3 separate regions of the Homo sapiens genome follow, and all the other regions are linked to region 2. Evidence: read pairs that join two places in POLR2A ChIA-PET (ENCODE). Cell type or tissue: HepG2. All regions are shown on one strand.

What was found. Peaks named below come from ENCODE experiments on the same cell type or tissue, not always from the same donor. Only the 100,000 strongest peaks of a DNase experiment are listed, where the experiment ranks them.
Region 1: POLR2A ChIA-PET joins it to region 2 with 11 read pairs; 2 of 35 experiments call an interaction of 5 or more read pairs at or near these places.
Region 3: POLR2A ChIA-PET joins it to region 2 with 13 read pairs; 2 of 35 experiments call an interaction of 5 or more read pairs at or near these places.

Annotation. Positions count from the first base shown.
Region 1 is chr10:7,531,293-7,535,292 of GRCh38, forward strand. LOC105376390 (a long non-coding RNA gene) reads left to right here and starts at 2,089. Exons shown (of 3, transcript NR_188188.1): 1 at 2,089-2,201; 2 at 2,797-2,995. In HepG2, no CTCF peak of the experiment used is centred here; a DNase peak (open chromatin) is centred at 1,899; H3K4me3 peaks cover 874 bases.
Region 2 is chr10:7,705,012-7,709,011 of GRCh38, forward strand. It overlaps ITIH2 (inter-alpha-trypsin inhibitor heavy chain 2), which reads left to right. Exons shown (of 21, transcript NM_002216.3): 2 at 97-171; 3 at 2,190-2,222. Among named protein-coding and RNA genes, the nearest start is that of ITIH2, 3.7 kb to the left of the region's middle. In HepG2, no CTCF peak of the experiment used is centred here; DNase peaks (open chromatin) are centred at 900, 1,890 and 2,310; H3K4me3 peaks cover 2,454 bases.
Region 3 is chr10:7,539,832-7,543,831 of GRCh38, forward strand. LOC105376391 (a long non-coding RNA gene) reads left to right here and starts at 1,568. Exons shown (of 2, transcript XR_930632.2): 1 at 1,568-1,805. RefSeq lists an enhancer at 1,658-2,517. In HepG2, a CTCF peak has its summit at 2,197; DNase peaks (open chromatin) are centred at 1,490, 1,800 and 2,130; H3K4me3 peaks cover 1,874 bases.

The DNA.
Region 1 (4,000 bases), 170 kb before region 2:
CTGTGAGTCCTGCGAGAGTGGGGAGGGCAGGGATGACGATGAGCCTGGGATCTGAGGGTGGAGGAGAGGCTGAGTCTGCACAGATCGGAGAGACGCCTTCCCGACCCCCACTGAGAACCAGACGGTGGATGGGAGCAAAAAGGATGAGAAGGAAGAGGAGAGGCATGGTTTGGGGCAAGGTTAGAAAAGAAAGGGGGCAGAAATCAAACGATGGAAGGCCTGGTAGGAATGATTCTGGAAGGAGCAGTGACGTGCTGCTCGGATTTAGAAACGATCCCCCAGCTGCAGTGCAGGACGCGTGGAAGGACGTCTTGCCGGAGGTTGTAGCGCCCAGGGATTTGTGGTATCTGAGTAAGAGCGGAAGCACATGCCTGCCTGGACACCTAAGCGAAGAGCCCCGTGTTGTGGAATCCCCCGTCCTTTCTGAGGGGACAACACCAATCCCAGAGGTCTAGAATTGCCTGGCTGGTCTTCAGAACACGGTTTATGGAATAGACCAATAGCCCCAGGAAGGAACTCACTTCCAGTGTCACACAAGTAAATAATATGGGTTTTGTTCCTTATCTTTCTATGGTAAGAAGCTATGAAAACAGCAGAGTGAGTGAAATGGTAGAAGAAGACAGTCTTGTAGGCTCCTAAAATTCTTATCACTTTGTCGAGTGTTCTCTCCTCAAGGGTACAAACGATGTCTTCATTGCCTGGAAATGATGGCGCCCTTGTTCTTTATCCAAAGACTGATGGGGGAAAGAGTAATTCATTTAATAACATGGGGTCCTCATTACAGACTGGCCACCAATATAAAGCTTCGAATTTTTTTAAAATGCCCACTTTGTTTTAGAGTGGTTCATGGAAGCTTTTCATAGTTTTCACAAATGATGATCAATATAATAAATTTATAAAGCCCATTTCTTTCAAGTAGAATCAGTGATAGAATTATTATACATATTCATTTTAAAATAAACATCTTCTCTCTATCTTCAGAGTCAAATTATTAACTGAGGAACATACTGAAAAGAAGAATAAAATGAGTAAATTAATTTTTCCTCCAGAGATAGTTACTAGTAATACTTTGGTATACGTTCTTCCAATAAGTTTTTCTATTCATATTTACACATTTTTAAAGGTTATCTAAAATATACCATCTGTAACATTTTTTCACTACACTACTGAAAAACTTTTCATGTTAGTATTTCTTACTAAATTTTTTTTATTTTTGTAATTTTTTATTTTGATGTTGTGGATACATAGTAGGTGTATATATTTATGGGGTACATGAGATGTTTCGATCCAGGCATGCAACGTGTAATAATCACATCGTGGAGAATGGGGTCTCCATCCCCTCAAGCATTTATCCATTTTGTTACAAACAATCCAGTTATATCTTTTTAATTATTTTAAAATGTAAAATTAAGTCATTATTAACTCTAGCCACCCAGAAGCCTTGAATTTTTTAAGCTTTGGAGGAGATGAAGCCAGAGAAAGAGAAGCCACGTTTCCCGCCATGGAAACACACTTATGAGTCCTTCGCGATGGGCAAAGCCCACGTTTGAGTAGCAGCTGCTCGTCCCCTTGCCCTTTGCCCAGGTCCCTGATGATGTTTGTCTTGGATGCCACTGTGGGATGCCACTGTACAGTCGGGAGTGAAATTAGCCTCCTGTATGGTGGCATGTGAGGATGATTCCTTACTGGGGAGTGTGGAGAGTATGAGAAGTGACCGAGGAAATCCAGCCTGGGGGATTCAGCCTCCGTATCACAGGAGACGCTGCTGTGCAGTTTCTGTGCGTTCAGAGCTTCCACTTAATTTCTCACAGTGTGGGCCTTCATAGAAGGTTCTTTGTTGGGTCACCTCGGCTCCTGCGCTCAGATGACAATAGGAGCTTCAGGAGCTAAAATGACCGATGTGCTGTGCTGGTCAGGGTTCACTTGCAGACAGCAGAGTCTGCCCCGGCTAGTTACACAGAGGAGGATTGATTACCGGCTTTCAGTGACTCCCAGCATCACTGCGGGGGCGGGGGGTGCTGAAGAAATTGAAGACACTCCAGGCTGCCTCCCAAAGCCACACAGCAGAAAGGGGCCACCAAGAAGCTGAGATTCTGTCGTCACCGGAGAGCCGCCTGCCTGCAGGCCAGCCCTGCATGTGACTGTTGCTGCTGCGTGCACACCCGCTCAGTGCTGCCCTTCATCCCACTTCCCCTCCCCAGGTCAGTTCAGAATTCGAGTCCCAAGCAATTGTTCCTGATGGGGAAATGGCAATTCCATTTTAGGTGACCTGAATTAGGTATTAGGTGCCTTGTATGCCAGTTCTCCAGAGAAACAACACACGCGCATGTGCGTGTGTGTGTGTGTGTGTGTGTGTGAGTGGAGAGAGAGAGAGAGAGAGAGAGATTTATTACAAGGAAGCTGCTCACACAGCAATGGAGGCTTGACAAGTCTAAAATCCGCAGGGTGGGTCTGCGGGCTAGAGACCCAGGAGAGCTAATGGTGGAGCTCCAGTTCAAATGTTGTCTGCTGACAGAATTCTTTCTTGCTTGGAGGAGGTCAGTCTTTTGTTCTATTCAGGCCCTCAACTGATGAGATGAGCCCCTCCCACTTCACAGAGGACAATCTGCTTTACTCAAAGCCCACTGATTGAAATGTTCATTTCATCCCAAAACAAACACCCTTATGGAAAAATCCAGAATAGTATTTGACTAAACATGAGGGCACTGTGGCCCAGCCAAGTTAATGCATAAAATTCACCATCACGTGTGTGCCCTGTTGCATGGGACTCTAACAAATTCCTCCCACCCTCTACAGCACAGGAAGGCGCCCCAGAGAGAGGCTGGAATACACACTGTGTGAGCCAGTCTGCAGACTCTGCCAGATGCCTATGGAGACATCCTTGTGAAATTAGAATAGCTCTTCTCAGTTTATTTATGGAATCTTCTTGAAGATCAAAGATGCAGCACCGCTGTTGGTTTTGGTTTCCCCTATTATAACGGAGTCTGAATGAAAGGTGAGCAATTCTATTTAGGTTCTAGCCTAGATGTGGGGGGAAAGATGTCTATGCTAAGCATGACCATTGAGGTTTACAAAAACAAAAGTAGGGTCGCAAGCTAACAAAGAAAAACTAGAGAAAAGATTCTCCTGGCCATGCCCACAGCTGTTCCCAGAAGCTTCCTGAAACTGGTGATTTTATGTTCCTACCTTTCCTCTTAAGACTCCTGATGTACGTCCATTTCCCTGAGTTAATATAAAGTGACCAACTGCCAAGGTTTTCAGTTTCTCTCAAAATTTCAGCCAAACGCCTTGGAGGGAGGGCCTGAAGTCCTCCCACTAGAATTCAGCAGATCAACTCTCGAAGCTGCTCTCTTGACCACTGAATAGTTTCAGGTTCCTTAGGCAGTAATGAAAATATATAATAATCATTAACGTTTGGAGGGTGCTCTATATTTGGAATTATTTTCATATCTCTTGTGTTCTTTGGTCTTCACAACACGTCTTGGAGTTATTTTTTTCCCCAGATAGAGAAAACAGAAACTTGAGTACTTTTTTTGTTTTGAGACAGGGTCTTGCTGTGTCACCCTGGCTGGACTACAGTGGTATGATCACAGCTCACTACAGCCTCAAACTTCCAGGCTCAAGAGATCCTTCCATCTCAGCCTCCCGAGTGTCTGGGTCTGCAGGAGCACACCACCACACCCAGCTTATTTTTGTATTTTTAGTAGAGATGGGATTTTGCCATGTTGCTCAGGCTGATCTCAAACTCCTGACGCTATGACCCAGGCTGGAGTGCGGTGGCATGATAACAACTCACTGTAGCCTCAACCTCCCAGGCTCAATTGATCCTCCTGCCTCAGCCTCCCGAGCAGCTGGGACTACAGATGCAAAACACCACACCCGGCTAATTTTTAAATTTTTTATGGAGACAGAGTCCCACTATGTTGCCCAGGCTGGTCTCGAAATCCTGGGCTCAAGCTATTTGCCTGCCTCTGCCTCCCAAAGTGCTGGGATTACAGGT
Region 2 (4,000 bases):
TATACCTATGTAACAAATCTGCACGTTGTGCACATGTACCCCAGAACTTACAGTATAATTAAAAAAAAAAAAGTTAAAATCCTAATTTTTTTTAAGTTTGTAGACTATGAAGATCTTGTGGAACTGGCCCCAGGCAAATTTCAATTGGTGGCAGAGAACCGGAGATATCAGGTATAGTAAGGTTTACTCCCAAAAGGGGGAAAAAAAGTGAAAGAGATTATGGCAGAAGAAGACAAGTGTTAAGATGCCTTCTGCTAGATTTTCTTAAGAGTTTGTTTTTTAGCACAGAAGAGTCCAGACTTCTTACACCTTGGTGGAAGAGATCACCCAGGTGAAATAAAAAGAGAAACTCACACAACTGCTCAGCAGCCTTCACACCATAATGCTCAATTTAGTCCCTTAAAGAGTACACGACTCAGCACAGTGGCTCCCACTTATAATCACAGCATTTTCAGAGGCCAAGGAGGGAGGATCACTTGAGGCCAGGAGTTCCAGATCAGCCTGGGTAACATAGTGAGGCTCTACCTCTGCCACCCAGCTAATATATATATTAGCTGGCATGCACCTGTAATCCCAGCTATTTGAGAAGCTGAGATGGAGGATCACTTGAACCCAAGAGTTCGAGGCTGCAGTGAGCTATGATTGCACCAGCCTGGGCAACAGAGGGAGACGCTGTCCCCACTCCATTTAAAAAAAAAAAAAAAAAAAAGAATACATGGCTATGTGTTTTCTTCAAAACTTAAGATTCCGAAATTATTTCCTGCCTTGCCGGAAGGATTTCCTGTTAGGAAGACTTTTCTTATTTTAGCGATGACAGACACTCCCCCTTGCAGCCTCACAATCTCCTTCCTCTGGTCACTCTGAGGGCACCTGAGAAGGAGAATTGGCCACATTGGAAGTTGCAATCCTGGCGGCCACCAGCAGCAGTATAGACAAAACCCTCTAATTAAGGGGGTGAGTTTTCCAGAACACCAGGAAGGGCTTGGCTTCTTCCCCACGGAGCCCACATGCTGAGAGAGGAGGTATTTACGGAAGCAGCAACCCTAAGCTGATCAATGTCTTATTTTGTATGGGTGTGAATTTTTTACTTTCTGAAAATCCAGGATTTTTTTTTGTAGACTAATAATATTAAAATCCAATAAGCAAGACTTCATGTCACAATTTATTTAGCCACAAGAGAGAAAAATTTGTCATTGAGCATTGCATTCAAGAAGTCTACAAGAAGAGGTCAACCATTGACCTCACCATGTCACACAGCACAGAACCTCAGTTCACCCCGAATCAGGCAAGCTGAGCTTATATCCAACACCCGACTTCTTGGATCTATTATTAACAGCTCACCAAACATTACATGTTCACCCACCACCCTTAAGCCATTCACTTTCAAAGGCAAGGGAATCGCCTTTGTTCATTTCCTCAGGACAGTCAAGTGTATGGATAATCTCCTAGCATGGTGGTTAAAAGCATAGAATTTTCTAGGTGCCAGTCACTGTGTTTGCCTCAGGGGTTACACTGTGGAGGAAATACATGAAAATCCCTGCTTTTATGTAGCTTAGTTTAAAGGAAGAGACAGACTTTAGTCAAATAATCCCTCAAATAGAATGAATCATTATGAAACAAGGTGAGCACTCTGCAGGAAGGAATATGCTGCTGCAAAAACACTTAGTAAAGGAAACCGACCTAGTCTTGGGGTGTTAGAGATTTTCACTGGAGGAATTCTGCTGGAGCTGAGATCTGAAGGGTGAGTAGGAGTTCTCCATATGGGGGTTGAGGAACCTAGCAGGGGCACTGCAAACAGTGGGAACAGCATGCCCACAGCCTCATGGCCGAATGGAGGATCAAAGTCTCCATTCAACTGAGTAAAAAATAGAGCAAATAGCATCAAGGGGATATACGCTACCCAGGATGCATTTGGTTGAATATTTTTATTTAAAAATTACTTGTTCTAGCATTATATCCAAGAATGACACACACGCCACCAGAACTGGTTGAGAAACTTATTGAGAAACTCACCAGTGGGAAAATAGTTTTCAAGAATATTCAATATTTATGTCTCAACTCCAGTGAATGAATAACAGCTCAGTATTGAAGAAAAATAAAATTTCTTTTTTGACTGAGAAAACGGTTTTGGCTCTCAAGGTAATAAGTGACATACAGTTGAAGAATGATTGTCTAACTTCCTTTCACAGAGAAGCCTTCCAGGAGAATCGGAAGAAATGATGGTAAGTTGACTTGATGTTGTTACAGATTGAATGATTTTCCTGTTAATAATTACCAGGAAATCAATCTGGGTGTCTCTTTTTTCTTCATCACCGAGTATTTACCTGACTTTCGAAATACTGCCTTGCCCAACTGTTTGCAAGTGTTTCTAAAATTCAGCATTGAAGAGTGCAGTCTTTACAGACAGGAGAGAGGCCACCAAGAGCTGAAGGGGCCCTTCTCTTCATTTTCTTGAGTTTTGCCATATATCATAGGTTCCTTCCCACTGTATAAATTTATGTATTTATTCCTACTCAACCTTTTTGATTTATGTATTTATTTTTACGTTTTCATTTTTATTTTTATTTTTTTGAGACAGAGTTTCACTTTTGTTGCCCAGGCTGGAGTGCAATGGCATGATCTCAGCTCACTGCAACCTCTGCCCCCTGGGTTCAAGAGATTCTCTGCCTCAGCCTCTCAAGTAGCTGGGATTACAGGCATATGTCTCCTCGCCCAGCTAATTTTTGTGTTTTTAGTAGAGATGGGGTTTCACCATGTTGGCCAGGCTGGTCTCGAACTCCTGACCTCGGGTGATCCACCTCCCTCAGCCTCCCAAAGTGCTGGGATTACAGGCATGAGCCATTGCTTCCAGCACCATTTTGATTTAAAGTATGACACCTGACAGCTTTGGAAAATAAAAGAGTGCCCGTGGAAAGGAACTTTTAAACACAAAACGGCCCAGTTCCCTGAGATGTTCAGAGTAGACCATCCTGTGGCAAGAAAACAGCCTGAGGACAAGTGGCTTATGTTGTGCTTCCTGCCCTGAATTGGCAGAAACTGCCAGAAGTGCACACTTCAGGGGGAGGAAGGACACATAGATTAGCCTGGATTTTATTTTAGCTTGAGGTGAGTTGCATGGTTAATTAGTCGAAAGGTTTAATGTTGGACTACAAAGTTTGGGGAATGAGACCTGGTATTGAGATAAGTAAATTCTTTTGGAGAAAAAAGCAAAATCTAATGGGTCTCATAGTTGTCCATAGACCTGAAGGAGCTTGCAGCTCTCAGTCACCTCCTGAAAGGTGTGGGTTTCTAGGACCTTGCCTTTGAGCACACTTACATATGTGATTCTTCACACAGGAGCTGCTTTAAATCAGTAGTGATCGGGTAAGGAGGTCCAGAGTGTTGGACCAATACTTGCATCAGAATGCCCTGTCCAAGATCAATGTCTCTTGCTTACACCCGTCACTGTTCTCCTAGCTTGTTTTGACTTGGGGGAGGAGAAAAGGACTGCAGATGAAATTGTAATAGAGGAGATTAAAGAAGGTAGAGAGCTGTAAGGGGGGGTTGGTGGAGGCCATATGTGTGTTTCCACCCCACAGCACCCCTGTGTGACCCCTACTAAAGATACAACCAAGTTCCTCTTTCAACCTCGCAATCCAGTATCCTCTCCCCAGCTGATGGTCTTGCATTTGGAGTTATTACCTGGACTTCCTCAATCCAATCTGGCTTCCCACACCGTTTTCTACTTGTATTCTAATTTTTGAAAAATCATTATTTATAGACTCATAGGGCTGAAAAATGCCTTTTAGCTCAAAGTATCTTGAAACCAAGGCAGACTTCTGCTCATTGCGGGTTCCAAGAAGTTAGGAGAATGCTTAACCATACATGAATTCTGTCCTTACCAAGGCCCTGGAATTGTTCTGCTAGTAAAACAAGTAAAATGTAGTGTTGTTAACATCAAATGCACTACATTTGATGAAGTTCTGTGTGATTTTTCTATCAGTACAGTTATGCTTTCTTG
Region 3 (4,000 bases), 170 kb before region 2:
CATCTAATGCAATGCCTCTGATTTGTCATAGGCAATTTCTATGAACTTACGCTGTTTTCCCAGTGGACTGGAGTTTATGTATCTCTCTTAATCTGCACAGCCCAGTGGGGAGAGAATCTGTGTTTGTTCCCCTCCCATCTCCTTGCTTACAATTCCTGCTCCCAGCTGGCTTCAGGAACACCCTTGGCAGAGGGGGTAGTGGACCCTCCCTCCATCCCCAAAAACTTAAAGAATGTGCCTTGATTAGAAGCACAAAGCAGATCTCAAGATGTGCTCAGCAGCTGTGGACACCCTGGAGATAAAAAGGAGAGGGGGCCGGTGCCTGTAATGCCAGCACTTTGGGAGGCCGAGGCAGGAAGATCACTTGAGGTCAGGAGTTCGAGACCAGCCTGGCCAACATGGCGAAACCCCATCTCTGCTAAAAATACAAAAAATTAGCCAGGCGTGGTAGTGAGCACCTATAATCCCAGCTACTTGGGAGGCTGAGGCATGAGAATCGCTTGTACCTGGGAGGAAGAGGTTGCAGTGAGCTGAGATTGCACTACTGCTCTCCAGCCTGGGTGACAGAGTGAGACTCTGTCTCAAAAAAAAAAAAAAAAAAAAAAGAGAGAGAGATAGAGAATGTAGAGGAATGGAACCATTATATTACATATCCAAAAAGGGAACAATCCACTTTTTGGTTTAGAACATGACATGTTGTCTTCATGCCAAGCCATCCTTTCCAAATTGTGTTCTATTAATTTAATCTTATGATTACTTTGTATTGATTGTCTAAAGCCCTCACCAATTTGCGACAGTAAAATGCACCCTGGAAGGATGTTAGGTTTAGGAGAGATGCAAGTTGATACCACCGGCCACTGGCCACCAGGTCTCCATTCACAGATAACAGACTTTTGTTTCCATTATCAGTTGACAAATAACAGCTATGTGATTGACTGGGTGAAAAATAAATTTACTGTAGCGTGTTAGTTGCACCATTTCACTCCCTTTATATTTTTAAAGCAAAGATTAAAGTTCAAAAAGAAGCCTCATTTGGTGTTTTTCACGTCTGATGGTAAACTACCTGAGGACAGAGACAGTTGGTTTCCTGGGAGAAAACCCCATGGCTTATCACCAAACAGCGTGCAAACAGTAGGTGCATGGGTGGGGAGGCCTCAATAGTGTCACATACAAAGAAAGGAGTGAAAGCCTGACATAAATTCTCTTCCTTATCCAAAAAGCAAAGCTATCCTATGCAGAGGAAAATGGAGCTGAAACAAGTATGTCTCTTTCCTTCTTTGTATCCCACGACTGTAACCACAGGTATGGCTCTTAGGACCTGTGGAGTCATTCACTGTCCAAAGGCCACGTAGGCTCATTCCTTGTTAGAATAAGGTTGCCTGTGCAGACGGCTGGTCCTGTGTGCAGGCATCTGGGCTCACGTCTCCCAGGAGGGGAGGATGGGGCTGCCGTTGCTGTTGCCATGGCCCCGTGCAGTGTTTCCATAACACAGCCGGCCCACATCCCAAGCAGGCCTGCTTGGACAGTTTGCCCTGCATGATGCGAGACAGGCTGGAGAGGGATCAAGGACCCTTTGGGATTGGAATTCTGGGTTTTGCGTGTGAGAGTTTAACTGGCTAAGACCAGGCCAGTACATGAGCGCAGGCCCAAGATCCGAAAGGGAAAGTCCTGAACGCCCCCTTCCCCCTGTCTTTTCGGCGGGGCTTTGGGAGTTTGCAGGGTGTTCTGAGTGTTTGGGCCTCAGGGATTCTCACCTCCGGGAGATTCCAGGAGCTGTAGGGGGTGGAATGCGAGTAGGAGGAGAGGTGAGTAATGACTGGTGGACCCGCATGGGCTAACTCTTACGGTTCAAGGGTTCAGGAAGAGATTTGCAAACGTCTCTACTCTACTTTGTCTACAAAAGAACACCAAGGAATTCAGAAACTTAATTTGAAGTGGAGTTTTTGGGGATTTTTTACTTCTTGGCAGTGGTAGGCTACCCACCATCTGGGACCTGTATGTGTCATTGAAAAGAAGGTCCCCTCTGGCATGAGTGGAGTGCGGTAGGCGTGGCCTGGAATCCCTGGGTGGCCTGACAGCCCATTTTAATCAGCAATTCTACTGGAGTTCCAGTGACCCAGGGAACAAAGTTCACCACTGCTCCTTACTCAGAACTGGTGATAACGTTGACAGGGCTGATGGGAATCCTCCTGCTGGCTGCAAACTCCACCTGCAGCAGAGACGGGGCTTCTAGGGAGACAGGGTCAGTGTGAGTGAGTGCTGCTGGGTTTGCCAGGCTGCTGGAGTGGGTGTACTACTCCTCAGTGTGCAGGGGGCATCCTCTGCCCCAAACCGACCCCATCTCATCTTCCCTTGCTGATTCCTCCTGGCTGCTTCCATGATCCGTCCTACTTCCCAAAACAGAGAGGATATCTAAATATCATTTTTCAACTTCCCCAGCTGGTAAATGATGAAATTATTATATACTTGCCTTTCTTATCTTTCTACCAAACAGTAGGTTCCTTGAAGACAGACGTCATTATCATTCCTGCTTATGTTCATGTCCCCTAATTAACAGGCTTTGTGCTTACCTAACAAGTATGTGGCACGTATCTGTTTAAATAGCATAAAACAAATATCTCAGTGTTTGCAGTAGTGGACATATACCAGTAAAGTGTCAAGGGTGCCATTTCAGAATCCCTTAATCTTCCAGCAACTTTTTGGTGACCACAAAGATGGTGTTTTGCCTGTGATGCCCCACTCTCCTAATATACTATATGGAATAATGACTTTCTATATCCGTAATCAATATTTACTTTGAATATCAGTAGGTTGAGTTAGTAGTTTGATTCTGGTCCCTTGTTTACTCTGATGCAATCCCCTGTAAGAAGGACCTGACAAAGTGCCTGGTGAATGGGGTTCAGTACATGCCAGTACCTTTTCTTTCCCTGCTAATGCGAACTTAGCAATAAGCACTCACAGAAGTGAGAGTCTAGAGCCTTGGTTATTGGCTGTGACTCTGCCATCACGCTTAGGTGATCATTAAGACATCATTTGGTAGTATCTTTCCTCTGGCAAGGGGAAGAGATGGCTGTTTTTGCATAGGGATAAGATATTATCTTTAAAGCACTTTGTGATCCCAGAAGAAAAGTGTACTCTAAGACCCTGGAGCACTACCCCATTTCTCTACTGTTATTAACAAAATAAATGTGTGTCTGGCACAAGGACTTACACTTAGCAGATAACTCCCAAACTATCAGTGTAGTGGTGCATTATTTTTTGGCCACTTGGTCTTTTTGGGCAAATGCCTAACTGTGGAGACTCCCCCCACTTTACCAGTCCTGCCTCCACGTGGGAGCTTTGGCGGGGTTTATTTCTTGGGGCCAAGTCTCAACAAGTTGAATAGGAAAGCTTGGCAGCCCTAAGCTTCTTCTTCATCTTCCCTGGGGCACGCTCCTATGAGCATGTTAGGAAAGAGATTTTTAGGACAGCATTTCAGTCTCGGTTCTTTGGTCTTTTTAGTTAAAGGTCCACGGCCCTGATTTTCAGACGGACATAGTTGTACCAGCTAGAGCTCATAGAGAAGAGAGATTTAGACATTTGCTACTCCAAGCACAGTCCACAGGCATCTGTGTGGGCCTCCCTTGGGGGAGTGTTGGAAATAGAGGATCTGAGACTCATGCCCCTCCCCCAACACCGGAATTGACCTGGCACCACATTCTCCAGGTGACTCACGAGCACTTGCACCTTTGAGAAGACTGATGGAGACAAATGCCCGGGAAGCCGTCTGCAGACCCTGGAAAGGGGGTGTGCACTTGACCCAATCAGAGGCAGTCGTTTGGCTCAGCATCACAGAAAACAGATGTATTAGTCCATTTTCACATTGCTGATAAAGACATGCCCAAGACGGGGAAGAAAAAGAGGTTTCATTGGACTTACAGTTCCACATAGCTGGGAAGGACTCAGAATCATGGTGGGAGGCGAAAGATATTTCATACATGGTGGCGGCAAGAGAAAATGA